Linked DNA regions of Mus musculus: region 1 is linked to region 2. A link is a loop called in an ENCODE intact Hi-C map of the cell type or tissue named here. Cell type or tissue: left cerebral cortex. All regions are shown on one strand. Each heading gives the region's core, and the rest is flanking DNA. Links, peaks and the distances in the headings are about the cores only. Region 1 holds the start of Fam122b (family with sequence similarity 122, member B). Region 2 overlaps C430049B03Rik (RIKEN cDNA C430049B03 gene).

Region 1 (2,908 bases), core at 293-2,792, 210 kb after region 2:
GCACAGCTAGTTGGTGACAACTGAGACCAGGCCTGGTCTCTTCTCCTCTTGTCTGTCACATCATGCTATCTTTCAAGTAATTACTTAAATTGTGGTTCACAAAACAGTGGGTTTTTTCCTCAATTGTCTAAATGCAGGTCAGTGGGACAGCCCAAGGCCTTAGCAATGGCTTGTTTACCAGACTTTCGCAAGACAAGGAGAGAGAAGGTGGGGTATCCACGAGAGACAAAGGGCACAGCTTCCCCTTAAATACCCCAAAACCCCTTGATGATACCATGGACAACATCATCAGTCACGTCATCATTCCCTCGGCTTCAAAATCGTATTTAAATCTAGGGGAAAAATGTACTTGCCTCTCTGTCAAAGACAGATGTTATAATCAGTTCAATTGGAGGCAAAGCATTATCAAGTCTTCAACTGTGCTTGAAGAAAGGTTTGGGGCTAATATTACTCCCATCCTCTGCTCTGTCCTGAATTAATGCCCTCTCTGTGGGGTCTCGAAATTGACCTCAGAAGAATTGTCTACTTACAAAAGTGGAATACAATAGTTCATTTAGGCGAGCCAACCAGCCTTCACCATCACAAGCTTCCACCTGAAACTCCCTGCTGTCTTGTTCATACAAAAACACAATATCTTGTCACTAAAATTAAAGGAGTGATTTTCCCCATTATTTTCTCAAACCTGTGTTTGACTGACTTAAGCTAGAAACCTTCTCTCTCTCTCCTTTTTTTTCCATTATAACGCATTTCAGGCAGCTTCAAAAACTATAAACACTGTAACAAATCCAAATCACTTAACAGGATACGACCACACCATGGAATCCCAAGTTATTAGATAAACTGTGATTTCTTAAAGCAAACCTCTGTTAATGCCAGGGTTCCTAAACTCAGCTTAGAAACAGCACCTCTTAGAGACAGGCGTCAAGTTACAAGCCTAATTCAGGGGATTCAGCCTGATTTGCCCTGATGGAAATAAGCCAGGGCAAGCAACCTGTCAGCTGAGCCAGGTTTCTACTACGTACATTCTCTTTTAGAACTGCACAGCAAGGCCCCCCCAGGTACAGGGAGGGTCCCTTTCTCAGACATGGCCAGAGTGTGAGGTCAAACTTTCCCTCCATCTAGGAAACCAAGTCACTATTAAGAAAATAAGACCTCAACCCCTCAGTTTGGAGTCTAGATGAACTCGAACTGGCACTTTCGGGAAGGAAGACTTCTTGCCCAGGGACAAACCTCTGATCCCCACACTCCGTCCTCCCCAGTCCAGCTCACCTGAGCACATGGATCAGGGGAGCACTGTTGGACCGTCTCAGGGTGGCCCCCTCAGATGTGTCAGCCTCAAAATCCAGATCCATTTTCTCCTGAGCCATTCGGATACTTGCTAGGCAACACAGCCGGCAGTGCTCTCGGCTCCTGGTGCTTTGCTATGGACTCACTGCAGGACTGAGCTGCTGGGGACTGGCAGCTGGGGGCGGGGGCTAATGGGCGGAGGCTTGGGAGCGAGGGCGGAGAAAAGTAGGAGAGGAGGATGCAGATGAGGAAGGATGTGGAGGGCGGGCGGAGGAGGATATAGAGCTGGTGTTGGGAGGGTGACAGGATGAAAAAGGGGATGGAGGAAAGACAAAGGTGGGAGAAAGAAAAAGAGGCACAGGGGTTGATAAAGGATAGATGGAAATGCAGGGCATAGCACTAATGAAAGAGCATAGAAGTGGGAAAGGAGGAAAAAGGTCAGGGTGAAGGGGCACAGGGATGGGAAAAGAGGAGGAGGGAGAATGTGGAAGCACAGGAGAAGAAAGGGGAGGAAACTAGGCAGTGGCAGAACTCAAGCTGTCATTTTTCCCGCCTAGGACCGCAAGCGCGGCTCGGCTACATTTACAGAGGCTGCCTTTGCAGCGCTAGCAATGAGGACTTGACAGCTGGCCAGGCGGCCTCGGCTGCCCCACCTCCACATGCTCAGGGTCTCTGTCCAGTCCGCCATGCTCTGGGCCCCGGTCCCCGGGGCCCCTCAGCGCAGGGATGGCGCTTTTCACTCCCTGGTCCCTGCCCGCCTGCACGACTCAGAAAAGGGATCGGCCCTCTGCACCACCGCGGCGCTGCTTCTATCTCTTATTGGCTCTAATGACCCGCGGGACCCTCTGGAGCTCAAATTGATTTCTATAACCTGCCGCCTCTTTTGCCTCCCACGCTTCAGAAATGGGAGCCTCCGAGGGGCCAGCTCTTCCGCATCTTGTCGCCCATTGGGCACTGCGCATGCGCCTTACGGCTGCTCCAATGATCCTGGGGCCAAGGCGCAGGCGTAATAGCCTCTCTCCGCAACCCGCCTTCAAAGGGGCGGGGCGTTTCCAGGGGGGCCCAAAATCTTCCTGCGTGGCATTGGTCCGGGAACCCTGGCGCCGTATTTCGAAAAGAGCCAATAGTTTGGAGACTGAAGCCTCAGTTTTTAGTAGTTTGGACTAATATTCAAGTGAAAGCGATTTTCACGTTATTTCACTACAAATTTGTATTCTGACCTTTGTGATCCACAGGCACTTTAAATATTTTTTTATGTGAAAGTCTTTGTGTGGGAATATGCGCGTGCGTGCATGCGTGCATTCCCATGGAGGTCAGAGAGGTCATTGGATCTCCTGGAGCGGCAGTTGAAGGCCGTTGTGAACTGCTCAACATGGGTTCTGGGATTAGAACTCGAGTCTCCTGTAGCAGCAGCAAGCACCGTTAACCTCTGAGCCATCATCTCTTCAGCCCCCCCCCCCCTTTACTAAATTCCTCAGCTCCATTAGACAAAAATAAAAGATTTGTTTTCTTTCCAAGGCTTATGGAGATTCTAGCAATCATAATATGATGCATGTGACAGCTGAAATTAATTTTAAAAACATTCATGGCACTTACTACATGCAAGGAAGTATTATAACAA
Region 2 (2,908 bases), core at 319-2,818:
TATTCACACCCACCCAGGCCCTTGGACTGTGTAGAGTGACCCTCACTAGACTAAGCCCCTGCCCTCCCACCTACCTGCTTTAGGGCTTTTAGTAGAACCCACACAGGTCTGTTCAGCAGGTCCCCACCTTCTACATTCCCCACGAAGGGGTGTTGCAGCGCTTCATGTTTTGAACCTTGGCAATACTCCAAAACATGAATTGCTGCTGCAGCCCTTCGGAGTCAACGAGGGTGGGGGCCGCTCTGGGGTACCTGCGAAGGAAGAAAGTCTCTGTGATTTCCAGGATCTGCTGGTGAGGCAAAGGGTGTACTGTTGGAAAGCAGGGTGTGGTGGATAGTGGGGAGGAGGAGACTCTTACCTCAGAAAGTAGATGAAAAGTGGGATTAAATAAACTGAGACAATTTGGTAACATCTGGATCACTCTTGCCAGCTCCAAAGTCTTGGTGAAACTTCCTGCTACCTTGTATAAGTCTCATTTATTGTCCCCGGGTTTTGATCATTTATTGGAAATTGGTGCAAGGAACTTTTGATAATCAAAAAAAAATCCCTCTGGGTAGTCCCAGTTGGTTTTACTGAATACTATAGGCATGGAATAGACTTGTCTAGTAGTTTCCTCCGTTCTTACAGTAATCACCTCGTCATTAGTTATTTTTAAGGACAAAGCATGAGAATGTTCTAGATGAAACATACATTCCTGGATGTTCTCATACATTGCTGGCTACTCAAGCTTATTTATAAAGACATTTGTTACCATCGACATCAAATCACAAATCAAGAACTTTAAATAAATGACATCCTTAAATACTTGATGTTAAATACAAATCACTCCTTCTTAAGCCACGCCACTGAAAATCTTGTCTTGAAATGGCCGGCACTGTGCGCTCTCCTCAGCTCCCACTGTTGCTTTTCAAAATGGACACACATGAGCAACAAGTTACATTCATTTCCTTGTTTAAACAAAGCATTCAGGAAAGCACAAAAACCATCCTTTAGTCCTTAACCACAAACCTAATAACTAAAACAACAAAACTACAGTGCCTTTGAAAGCAAAAAACATTCTGTATACAAATTTCCTGTATTCTCATTTAAAATTATGTCCGTTTTTCGAAACTAGTACAATGAATGCTGGGTCCTTTTAATTAATTAATAAAATATACAGAGTATGTAATTAAACTAAATACAAAATTCCTAACATAACAGATAATGATCCAGTGCTAACATATGCATTGCTTAGGTCATGATAAATAAAGCCATTAATAATAACAGCCCCACTCCTTAAGTTGGAATGAAAATTCCGTCTTTTCTTGGCTATATTACAAGTCATTTTTACATGGACACGGAATTGTGGAGGAAAAAACCATCGATGGTCACCTTTAAAAAGAGGAGAGAGAAAAGCCGTGTTTAGTAAAGATACAATTATACTTTAAAGATACGTATTTTTCTCCCAATTTAACTTTATGTCCCACACAAATGTCACATCAGAGATTGCAATTCCTCTTAATTTAACATTTCCTTAGTTGACTACTCATAAAAACAAAATTCATTCGAGATAACATCATCAAAAACGAAGGTCTTACTAGATAATTTTGTTAACGAATACACTGGAATCAAATTCATCTCTAGATTATCCTTCATCCATTTCTTTTCTTCCCATCACTCTACAACGACTTATATCCTTAAAAAGCCATCTCACTCCCTGGGTTTGTGTATTTCCCCTTGGGCTTAACTTTACTTACGAAAAGAGAGCACAAAGAGATGTCTGGTCACTTCTAGAGAGGGTCATTCGCTGATACAATAGACAAAGAATCAATACTTTAGGGTTACCATGGCCCCACCCACTTCAGAACCACGACGGGTCAAAATGGCCCCACCCACTTCAGAACTGCGAAGGGTTTGGCCAAATGATTTAAGAGCCAAAGACTAAGCCTCTTCCTCTCTTCCCAGTTGAGAACGTTTTGTCTTTTAATGTTGCAGATGCCATGCGCCCCCACACCCAAAACATGATGCACAGGTCCTCCGCACCTTCCAGCCAAACTTTTCCAATACTGGAAAAAAAAAAAAAACAACTAAACAACCTTGAAAAGTTTTAATTAGCGAGAGACAATGGAAAACGAATTTTACGGTTCTTTCCAGGACATTCTTTACTGCTTACAAATGAGTGGCCCAAAGTCCCATTTACAGTCTGTCAAAACTAGTTGCTCCCCACCCTGGCAAGGCTGACAGCCTGAGGCTGCCCGCCCCTCACTCATTTCTCTCTCCCCACCCCTCCCCGTTTACTCTTCTCAGTCCACTTTCTGAGAAGTTCCCTGGCCACACTCACTTGCTAGACATTTTAAAGATCTGTCCTCCCCCCACCACGACCCCCGGACACGCTTTCCACCCCCACACCCCACCCAGCGCGACGCATAACATTTTTTTGAGAATTATCCCCGTATCTGTTACAGTCTGTAGTGACCAGAGACATAGTTGGGGGCGGGGGGAGGCGGGCCAAAAAGTTCCCTTCCCCCTCGTTTTTTTCTTTTTTAGATTCTAAGTCACCTCTCACTCCACTCGAAAATGGCGCCGAAATCGTAGAACTTCTTAAATTTCATTGTAAGCTTTTTGCAAAGGTTTCTGGGATTTTCCTGCGAAGCTGCTCCTCAGCGTCGACCTAGAAAACAAGCCGGGGAAGCTAGAGAGAGGAAGGAAAAGGCGGGCGGGGAGGCGGACAGACAGACGGACAGCGAGAGAGAAAGGGCGGAGGGGTGTGGCGAGGTTGTGAGGTTAGAAGAGCGAGTCGCGGAGACTTGGGAGGGCGCGAGGTGGCGGTGGTGCGGGACATCGAGGGACAGAGGGACGGACAGCCGGGGAACCGGGGTTCGCGGGGCGAGGGGCTCACAGAGAGGCGTGGCGGAGAAGAACCGGAGCC

The links. Peaks named below come from ENCODE experiments on the same cell type or tissue, not always from the same donor. Only the 100,000 strongest peaks of a DNase experiment are listed, where the experiment ranks them.
Region 1: a loop joins it to region 2, with 4 times the contacts of the local background. A loop is called at or near these places in 2 of 42 quality-filtered maps.

The regions. Positions count from the first base shown.
Region 1 is chrX:53,267,607-53,270,514 of GRCm38, forward strand. It overlaps Fam122b (family with sequence similarity 122, member B), which reads right to left and starts at 2,199. Exons shown (of 9, transcript NM_001166365.2): 1 at 1,270-2,199. The coding sequence starts at 1,367. In left cerebral cortex, for the core only: no CTCF peak of the experiment used is centred there; DNase peaks (open chromatin) are centred at 1,460 and 2,296; H3K4me3 peaks cover 1,506 bases; H3K27ac peaks cover 386 bases.
Region 2 is chrX:53,054,120-53,057,027 of GRCm38, forward strand. C430049B03Rik (RIKEN cDNA C430049B03 gene) reads right to left here. Exons shown (of 4, transcript NR_038185.1): 1 at 2,879-2,908; 2 at 2,539-2,650; 3 at 2,023-2,045; 4 at 1-1,371. It overlaps Mir322 (microRNA 322), which reads right to left and starts at 230; the gene lies at 136-230. In left cerebral cortex, for the core only: no CTCF peak of the experiment used is centred there; DNase peaks (open chromatin) are centred at 1,765 and 2,673; H3K4me3 peaks cover 671 bases.